Regions from separate parts of the Homo sapiens genome. Here region 1 is linked to region 2. A link is an interaction called in ENCODE POLR2A ChIA-PET data of the cell type or tissue named here. Cell type or tissue: B cell. All regions are shown on one strand. Links, peaks and the distances in the headings refer to the core of each region. The heading gives the core; the rest is flanking DNA.

What was found. Peaks named below come from ENCODE experiments on the same cell type or tissue, not always from the same donor. Only the 100,000 strongest peaks of a DNase experiment are listed, where the experiment ranks them.
Region 1: POLR2A ChIA-PET joins it to region 2 with 12 read pairs; 12 of 35 experiments call an interaction of 5 or more read pairs at or near these places.

Annotation. Positions count from the first base shown.
Region 1 is chr7:155,648,306-155,653,687 of GRCh38, forward strand. All of the region lies in intron 1 of RBM33 (RNA binding motif protein 33), which reads left to right. Among named protein-coding and RNA genes, the nearest start is that of RBM33, 6.3 kb to the left of the region's middle. In B cell, for the core only: no CTCF peak of the experiment used is centred there; no DNase peak of the experiment used is centred there; H3K27ac peaks cover 566 bases.
Region 2 is chr7:155,721,683-155,727,064 of GRCh38, forward strand. All of the region lies in intron 9 of RBM33 (RNA binding motif protein 33), which reads left to right. Among named protein-coding and RNA genes, the nearest start is that of RBM33, 80 kb to the left of the region's middle. In B cell, for the core only: CTCF peaks have their summits at 2,982 and 3,182; DNase peaks (open chromatin) are centred at 619, 1,444 and 3,239; H3K4me3 peaks cover 3,714 bases; H3K27ac peaks cover 4,589 bases.

The DNA of each region.
Region 1 (5,382 bases), core at 114-5,113, 73 kb before region 2:
AGTTGCTTTAATTTACATTTGATAGTAAACTAGCCGAGAAAAGTTCAGCCACCTAGCTGTTAAGAAAGGGAAGTAGACTCGAATTCAGGTTTTTTGACTTCTAGTTCAGTGTTCCTTCCACTGTGTCAGTATGTAGTAAGGCAGGAAAGTATGAAGCATGGTGCAGAAGGTTTTCATTCGAAATTGTGAAAGTGAAACAAGTTTTAGTACTTCAACAGGTAAAATTTACCTGGTAGGAAATTTTTGGAGCATTTTAATCACTAATAGTGCTGATAAATGAGATGTTTTCATACTGATAATTATGTGTGTATTTAATTCTTTTTTTTTTTCCTTCAAGAAAATCTTTCATGCTTAATTTCTTAGCTTCAATCAAGAGAGTTTGAGGAGTCGGGAAAGAATAGCCTTTCTCATTTCAGCCATGAGTACTTTTAGCATTTCTTGTAGGGCAGGTGTACTAATGACAAAGTCCCTTAGGTCATACCTGGGGATATAATTTTTGAATGGCAGTTTGAAATATTTCATCCTATCACCTTCTGGCTTCCATCGTTTCTGATGAGAAATTGACTGTTAATCTTATGGAGGATCCTTTGTACATGACATGTCACTTCTCTCTTGGTGTATTCAAGATTCTCTTTGTCTTTGGCTTTTGATAGTGTGATCATAATGTGTTTCTGTGTGGGTCTCCAGATTTATCCTGCTTGGAGTGGTGAGCTTCTTGAATATGTAGGTTCATGTCTTTCACCAAATTTGGAAGCTTTTTATTTTTTTCTCCAGTTCTTTTTCCTGCTACTTTGTTTTCTCCTTCTGGGACTCCCATAATGCATAGATTGGTACTTTTAATGATGTCCCCGTTTTTTAAGGCTCTGCTTATTTTTCCTCTGCTCCTTAGACTGGATAATTTCAATATTTTCCTGTTTCCTCACCTATAGCACCCTTGTTTTCTTCAGAACGTTTATCTCAATTTGTAATTTTCTTTAGTTATTTACTTGTTTTTTAAATCTGCCTCCCACATAAGCCTGTAAGCCTCATGAGGAGAAAAAATGCTGTTTTACCATGCATTCCACATCTTCCTGGCACATAGCATGTGTTAGATATTTGGTGAATGAATTAAAGAATGACATATTTTCTGTATGAATCTGAAAAAATATAATTGTATCCTAATTTATGTTAGTCAATTCCACATGATTCACCTGTGTAACTGATTAAATCATGTTAGCTTGATTTTTTCGGTCCCTCAGTTTTGGGACTGAAAATTGGACATTTTAAATATGGTGATGTGGAAATTTTGGAAGTCAGAATGTCCCCCCCCTTTTCTGGGTTTGCTATATTTCTTGTTGTGGCCTTCAGTTGTCTGGTTTTTTAATGACTTGCCAAATGAAGAGACTCTATTCCTTGTCTCCTGTGGTCACTGATGTCTCCATTGTGTTGTATCATTGCCCAGCCAGTGATCTGATGGAGATGTCCTCAAATGGCTGGAGCTGCAAATAAAACAAAACCAAAACCAAAAAACAAACAAAAACTCCTGTGCTTACGTTACTTCATTGCTCATCCAGGCCACCTATAACCCCAACCTTAGCCTCACCTTCTGCATATGCGTAGCTCAAAGATCAGCCAGAGGTATAAATCTAGGGTTCTTTCAAGTTGTTTTCTGAGCATGTGCCCAGCCTTCAGCATATGCATGGTCTTCCAGATTTCCCATTATACATGGGAGCCCCCAACACTCTCATTCCTTCATATATTTTCCTCCTCAGCCTCTTCTTTCCCAGGCTTTTCAGTTTGTATGTTGCTAACCCTGGCCATCATCCCTTGCCCCAGGTGACCCTGGTTAGTGGATGTCTTTAAATGCTTTTGACAAGCACTGCCTGGGATGCCGCTCTAGCTCTGAGAGAGTTCTGAAGGGGTGGTCTCTGAGCTGATTCCTCAGCTCAGGTCACAATGCACAATCACAATTTTTTGAGGACAGGTTCTTATTGACCCCTTTAGCATCACTGCACCAGGAGCACTGACTGCCATCCCCAGTGCTGCCTCTGAGCTGTGAAACGCTTTCTCTGCATCTGTTGTGATTATGTGTTCTTCCCCTGTTCTTTAATCTCTTAATGTAATCTATTGATAGATTTCCAGTGCTGAACTAAGCATGCATTCTGGGGTTCAAAATCTTGATCTCCACATTTTGTTCTTTTTAATATATTGTTGGATTTCATTTTAGGATTTATCTCTGATCATAAGGGAGACTGACTTACTGTTTTCTTCCTTGGTATTTGTGTGTACATTTGTGCTATCCTTTTATTTATGATATGTTGGTTTTTAGAATGAGTTGTGAAATTTTCTGGGATGGTGTAAAAATCTGTTATTGACTGTGGAAGAACTCTTTTCTCCAGAGCCATTTGGGTCTGGTTCCCTTTAAAAAAGTTATCTTTTCAATTTCCTGTATTATTATTGATTTATTTAGTTTTATAAGATGAAAAGTCAATTACGATCATTTAAATTTTCCTAGAAAAATTATTCTTTATGTTCAGATTTCCACATTGATATAGAGTTAAGCAATGCCACAGCTTCTTTTTGTTGTTGTTGTTGTTGTTTTTGTTTTGAGACGGACTCTCGCTCTATCGCCCAGGCTGGAGTGTTGTAGTGGTGTGATCTCAGCTCACTGCCACCTCCACCTCTTGGGTTCAAGCGATTCTTCAGCCTCAGCCTCTCAAGTAGCTGGGATTACAGGCACATGCTACCACACCCAGCTGATTTTTGTATTTTTAGTAGAGACGGGGTTTTGCCACGTTGGCCAGGCTGGTCTGGAACTCCTGACCTCAGGTGATCTGCCCGCCTCGGCCTCCCAAAGTGCTAGGATTACAGGCGTGAGCCACTGCACCTGGCCGACAGCTTCTTGAGTGTGTGTGTTGAAGGTAAATTTTTTGAGATTGAGACTCCTGAGTCTGAAGGAAATTTTAATTTTCACAACTTGATTGGTGGTTTTGTTGGGTCCAGAATTTTAGATTTGAGTTTATTTTTGTAAGATTTTTGGCGGTATTGTTGTGTTTTCTGGCATCCAGATCTGCTCTTGAGAAGTTTGAGGACATTCTGATTCCTAATCATTTTTTATGTGACCTTTTTTCATTCTAGAAGTTTTTAACAACATTTTCTCCTCTTTGTTTGACATTTCATCCCTTAAACTCAGCCATTTAGAAGGCTTCATGGCTAGGCCAGGAGGTGGAGGTTGTAGTGAGCCGAGATCGCACCACTGCACTCCAGCCTGGGCAACAGGGAAACTCTTTGTCTCACCAAAAAAAAAAAAAAAAAAAAGGGTCTAGGTTCCTGGGAAAAGAAATGAGTGTCAGTTCCTATAGATTTTAAGTCATGATGGGAACATCCAGTAGGCTGAGCTCAGCTCACTTGCCTCTTCTCGGCTACCCAAGTTTATAGAGCAAGCCTTTATAACTTCCATAATAGGAGGGGTCCTATCTCATATCAAGCAGGAATTCTATTATGATTGATTTTTAAACCCTGAATGATGAAAGTTTGTTGAAAGACAAACAAATGACCAATGAGGACTACACTTCATAAACAAAATAAAAACTTCATTTTAGGGAGAACCTCTCCTGGGGCCCGTGTAACATAGGAGATTTTTAAAACAGTGACTACAAATTATTTCTAAAGCAACATGGTGTAGGAACTCTTTCTGAAAATTTGGCTTGGCTATTCAGAACTTACTAGTTATGCTGTAAGGCTCATATGTTCACTTCGAAAGTTATTGGACATTACCTGATTTGTAGTTAATATTTAAATAAAGGATCTGGATTTCCTCATCTATAAAATAAGGAATTTTGACTATTAGTGATTTGGACTAGGAACATATTATACATGAGTGTGATATTGAGGAAAAAGAAGGTTGAGAACCTTTGGAATACAAAGGTCAGCAAACTTTTTCTGTAAAGGGTCAGATAGTAAATATTTTAGGCTTTGCAGGGCAGATGAGTTTTGTTGGAAGTGCTGAACTCCGCCGTTTACCTTGAAAGCAGCCATAGACAATATATGCCTGAATTGGAATAGCTGTGTTCCATTAAAAGCTTATTTACATACACGGGTGGTAGCTAAATTTGGGCAGAAACAGGTGGCAGGCCCTACTTGGCCCATGGGCTTTGGTTTGCTGACCCTTAGATTAGATAATTGCTAGAACCCTATCACAAGCTAATAGTCTATGTGGTATCTTATCCAAGTCGAGGATTCTGGAAAAGAAGAAGAAATAGAATGGTAAGTAAAAGTTTGTGTTAACTGTAGATGTCTGATTGCTGCATGATAGAGAATTGTAGAAATCTAGTAGATATCTTCAGTCTTGAAGGAAAATTGATCCCCCTATTAAAATAGAATGTCTTGTACAATGTTTAGGCCTTAGAAGGAGATTTTCCAGGTAAGGAGGTCATTGACCTCTTTCGTTTTGCTCAGTTAATATTTTACCCCTTGGCTTTCATGGATGTGCTGTTCTTCCTTTAAAGTTCTGGACTAATGGGGACACATTTTTTCTTCTTGGTTCTGTTTAATATGACTGCTATGAACTGGAACTTTAAAAAGTATTTGTATTCTAAAGGAAAACAGAGGGAAATGACTCAGAATATATTAAGAATATAAACAGGCTGTACAGGGTTCTTGTGTTAGCTTGCCCTGTAAGATTTTGAGTCATTATTTCACTTAGCATGATGTCTTCAAGATTCATCAGTGTCGTAGCATGTGTCAGAACTTCCTTTTTAAGGCTAAATAATATTCCATTATATATCTATACTATTTTTTTTTAAACCATATATCCTTCAATAGACACTTGAGTTGCTTCCACCTTTTGGTTATTGTAAATAATACTAATAGGAGCTTGAGTATATTAATGTGTCTTCAAGTGCCTGCTTTCAGTTCTTTTGAGTGTATACCCAGAAATGGAATTGCCACGCCAGTCCTTGGATTTAGGGGCCAGTCTTAATCCAGAATGACTTCATTTTAACTAATTACATCTGCATAGATTCTATTTCTAAATAAGGCCACATTCTGAGGTTCTGGTGGACATGCCCTTTTGGGGGATGCTGTGGTATGATAAAAAATGAATATTTTTTTCTGCCCAGGTTCCCTCGGCAGAACTTTGGAAACCCTTTGAATTTACTATCTTTTCTACACTAATGAGATGGCTTATAGCGGGGGTGGGGGCCCTAGATAGCTTTGGGGTGGGGGCTTGTCAGAAAAACTAACCCCATGTTAAGAGGGTTAGAACGTTCAGGCTCAACCCCCAGCCTCCCTCGAGGGGAGGGGCTGGAGATTGGTGGTAATCACCATTAGTCAGTGATTTAATCATCAGGTTTAGGGAGCTTCTGAGTTGGTGAGCACCTCCTCGTGCTGGGAGGGTGGTGC
Region 2 (5,382 bases), core at 129-5,128:
TACAGAAATTGAGGCACCCAAATGTGAAATACCATTTTTCATAGTGTGTAAAATTATTTAAAATTATTCTTTAAAATTATTCTTAAAAATCCAAATCTGAGGCCAAAATTTGGTATTCTGGGCTTTGCTTGTAGTTAGACTAATATTTTTATTTCTTGTTAATTAGCATTATTTGGAGAATTTAAGAAATGATTTTTAAAACAAATAACTGAATGTCAAAATAAGTGTCTTAAGAAAAGGATCCTTGTTTTTGATCATTTTGGAGAAAATTGCTTTTGCTCTTGGTTATGTTAGTCTTTGCACTAGGATGCATGTCCTTCCCTAGTCCCTCATTTAAGGAATTCTGTAAAGTGCTTTGTAATTTAGGCTTCCATTTAAAAATTAGATTTATGTACTTAATTTTAGTTACAGATATGCACGTTAGTTCTGAACTCTGAAACTTTTTTTCTTCTGATTGTAAAACATATTTCCGTTACATAAGTTATGAATACTTACATGGGCTGATGAGCACAGGAAGTAACATACCCTCAGAGCTTAACATGTCCTGTGTGACTGATGACCCTGTTACATTTGGGCACTTTGCTCTGTCCAGTCTTCTGGTCTGGCCTCTTAACCATCTACTAGTCCATTTAATGAACACATTTTTGTTCATGTCAGGAATGCTGAATGCTATTTCACGAAACACTGTGTTGTGTTTTGTTTTGTCTTTTAAATAAGGAAGTAGTGGTGTGGAAGGCTAGTTACCTTTCTGAAAGTAAGTTTCTACACTTTAAATTCTGTTTTCCATTTCAGATGTTCTCTGTTTTACAATTAAATTAATCTAATTGGTTTCTCTTTCTGCAAAGGCTATACCTGGTGTTTTTGTCACTAATATAAAGCTGTAAGTCCTTATCTTATCCATAAAGTATATTTTCTAGTCATGTATTTGTCCTCAGAGAGTTTTTTGTTTTTAAAGTTTGCCCACTTAAAAAAAGTAACATAAAATGTCAACTGTTGGAATATTTTAACATGTTGTTTTGAGACTTTTGTGAATCTAGTTTTTCTGTGCAATTGCTGTTTTTAAGCTTGTGAAAAAGTGCTGAGCTAAATTTTAAGCTTATGAAAAAATCATTTTAAAGATTCCTGACCTAGAGTATTTTAAAATAAGTTTAAAAATTTTAAAAACTATTCAGTCCTTTGATTTTACATTGGTGTTTCGGGCAAATAGTGATATTTCAGTTAGCCGTTAAATACCAGGTAGTTGGGCTGCTGAATAATTTCTTAGTGCCTTTTGTTTAAATTTAAAATAAACTATACTTTTAAGTTTGAATGCATCTTCTTAACAATCGTGTTCTTACTTACTTAGACCTGGCAAACGAGGTTCGTATTTGTGTTTACTCTGTAGTTACAGAACATCACACATCTTATAGTTTGGGCCACATTTGGGCACATGGTATCAGGTGGCAGTGAATGATGTTTCCTGGATGTGTCTTATAGGCCATTTCATGCAAATCATGTTTGATGAGACTGCTGCATCAAATCACATTTCTTTCTATTACAGCCCTTGCAGATGAGAATCCAGACTTTATTCCATCCAGGAAAGAACGTCTTGCTTTTGAACACCTACTGTTTTTACAACATGCTTGCAATGCCTTATAATTACCAGCACTTAAGCTATGGAAGGAATGATGGGCATTTTCTCTGATCAGATCTATAAGTAGTAGCAGGCGAATATAGTAGGAGACCCTTCCAGCTGTCAAACATTGTCAGGCTTGCAAGGAGAGAATGCAGTTTAAAATGCACGTGACATAATACCCAACATCCTCCACTTGCTAGTGGGTTTCTGATTAATCGTGATTACCATACATTATCATACCATCAAATTTAATCATATCAATGAATTCCCATCTGCGGCAGTAACGAGCAGCTAAACACTATGGTAACAGCTATTAAAGAAGGTGGTTTATCAAATTCAGTAACCCTTTAACTTGCTGCTTGGTCAGCATGCGTTGCATGTGTTGGATAGAGATAGGGCTGGGTTCAAGTCCATGCTAATTAGTCAAAGGCCAGGGGTACTCCTTGAAATCACATAAAATTGGTTTCTTGTTTCTTCTGTTGGAGCTGTTGAGCTACTTTGTAAAAACTGCTTTATAAAGTATGTGATAAACTATAGTTGTCCCTTGTACAACATGTGTATATGCGGGGGCCTGGAAGCAATCTCCTATGCATACCAAGGGAGGGCTGTTTTTCGTTTATTGGCTAAGTAAATCTGTTACATTGACTGGGACACCTTTTAAATTCTCTTCGGATATAGAGTGCTATATATAGAGACTTAAACCTCAGTGTAGTTTGCCCATCTGCAACTGAATAATTTAGCCTGTGAAATGTTGGACACAGTTTAAAGTCTTGGAACTCCTCTGTGCAGGGAAATCTTAGTTACCTGTTTTTAGTGATGTGTCCTACAAAACACACTGCTTTTTTTTTTCTTTTAATATTTAATTTCCCAGGAGTTGTTGAAGACCTGTGGTTCTGTTTAGGTGCATTTTTAAGGCACACTTGGAGAGAAGTCCTGTTTTATTATAAAGTATCAAAAGCAATTCTTCTGGCCAGCGCTCCCAGCACTTTGGGAGGCTGAGGTGGGTGGCTCACTTGAAGTCAGGAGTTCGAGACCAGCCTGGGCAACATGGTGAAACCTCATCTCTACTAAACATACAAAATTAGTTGGGCATGGTGGCGGGTGCCTGTAGACCCAGCTATTTGGGAAGCTGAGGCAGGAGAATCGCTTGAACCCAGGAGGCGGAGGTTGCAGTGAGCTGAGATCGTGCCACTGCTCTCCAGCCTGGGCGATGGAGCGAGACTCCGTGTCAAGTAAGAACGAAACAAAACAAAACCAAAAACAAAAAAGTAATTCTTCCAAAAGATGAGAATTTTTCACTTTAAAAATTGAGTGCTTTGAGCGTACAGGTGTGTGAGTTTCGCCTAGTGCCTACAGTTATATAATCATCCAGGGACTCTCCTGCCCCTTGTGGTTAGCCCCTCTCCCTACCGGCCCCTGGCAACCACTGAATGTGTCTGTTCCTATAATTGTGTTATGTAAATGGAATCATAGAGCTTGTTTCATTTGGAGCCTGGCTGCTTTCCTGTAGTATAACGCGTTTGAGATTCATCCATTTGCTGCACCAGTCAGTAGTTTGTCTTTTCTATTGCTCAGTAGTATTCCAGTATATGGATATAGCAGTTTGTGTATCCATTCACCTGATAGGCAGTTGGGTTATTTCAAGTCTTCGGATGTTGTGATTAGAGTTGCTGTAAACATTTGTGTACAGGTTTGTGTGTGTGTGTGTGTGTGTGTGTGTGTGTGTGTGTGTGTGTGTGTACAGATTTTTTTTGTGAACATAAGTTGTCAGTAAATGCCTAGGAGTGGATTGTGGATGATAGTGCATTCACAGATGAGATTTAAGACAGACTGTATGCTTTTCAGTTGACGTAGCTGCTGATACTACTGCTTTCCTTTTTTAGTTGGTTCTTTCCTTTTTTAGTTGTTTTTTTTTTTTTTTTTTTTTGAATGAGGAAGTACGGTATTCATAGAGCATATATGGTTGAAAATCAGTAATGAATAAAAAAAAATTGAGTGATCACTATATTCCACAGTGTGTTCAGCCTGTGGAGCAAAAGTAAAAAATTATTATTTTTTGTTTTAGAGATTGGCAAGCTGACTTTTGGAAAGATCAAATTGCTTAAGTTCACACAACTGGGCGCAGGAGGGAGGACTGGAGGCCAGTTCTCTTAGTTTTTATGCTGTGCTTTCTCCTTAAATATGAAATTGAACTTCCATAAACTGAGAAAAAAACATAGAATCTGGTAAGTTGAATTGTAACTACATAAAATTGTGACCCTCATTAAGTACTAAAGTGAGGAAGTTTGCTATAGCAGGGCCAGTCATTAGGAGGAGTTGTTTCAGGAGGGGCCATGGCAGGGGTGAGGGTGCAGAAATAAAGAGTTTTTCATTTCAGGAAATAATGTAAGTAGTCTTTAGGAGGTTCATCAAAACACCATTTTGTACCAAAGAAAAGTTTTGTAGTTTGTAGTGGGTGCTCTTGTTTCACTGCTTGAACCATTAACATTATCCTAATGTATTTAAATTCATGTGGTGTTTTTTTACCCCTGCATGAAACCTAGTACTTGGCACTAGGTGTATCCTTCTTCAAAATGTTTAGAATGCATCTATAAATATCAAAGTACCCTCTAGGAAGGTGAATATAGGTATTTAAACAAGGCATAACCTGAAAGAAAAAGAAATCTATGGAGAATACTGAAATAAGAGGATTAACATATTGTGATAGAGGGCTGTAATTTTAATTACGTCAGGGGTCACTAGTGACCTTTATTCTTTGCATTCAACCCATTTAATCAGAATTAACTGAGAGGTGTTCTTAAGTGTCAATTGGTTTCTTATATCGTTCTTTGTATTTCAAGTGGGATTAATAAAGGAAAACATCTTGTAGAGATTGGTTGTAATGTATTGAAAGATTCATGAAGTTTCAATGACATTGTTAAGGTATTTAATTAGTCTTATTAAAATATACGGACTGACCCTTTTAGGGAAGCTGATAAGTCACATAATAGCTGTTAGTGCCTTTTTATTCTTGGCTTTATACGATTAACTTTGTGCTAAGCAATTTATGCAAAGTTTTTCATCGTTTTTTTTTTTGTAACCTGAGTTATCAGTTCTTCTTGAATAGGATTAATATAGATAAAAATCATGTAATTAACAAGAGATGCAGAAAAGTGAAAGTATAATTTGTATGAGAATTATATGAGAGAATAATAATTTCTTACCTTGGATTTTTAAAAGAATATAAAGAAAAGCAAAACAGAGCACTTATTTGAGAGGATTAAAGTCATCTTTTCTTTCAAAAGGTAGAATTACGTTAGTACTAAAAGTTCTGTTAAGTGAGGTATTCACAACTCATAACAGTTTTAAAATCTATATTTGCTAGAGGGAATTGGTAATGTAGTACCCTTATTCCCATGAAATGATAGAAGTTAATAAAGAAATGATCACATCAGTAGAACTTCTTATGAATGTCAGATTTTGGAACCATGATTTATATGGCATTTCTTGGAGATAGATTTGTCTTGCAGAAGCAATGCACTATGATGGATAAAGCACTTAATAAACCAAGAGTGTGAGAATGTGGGTTCTTGTCATCTTAGTTGTCATTCATTGGTGATGTAACTTTAGTTAATTCACTTTTAACTCTGTAAAACCTGAGTTTCTTTGTCTCATAGAGGAAAAGTGACTTGTGTGCCAGTTTATTGGAGCAGTATTTCTGTCAGCTACAATAGAATATCAGCTGTGACATTTGGCTGAGTCAGGCTGTGAACCAGGCTGCGTTTAAC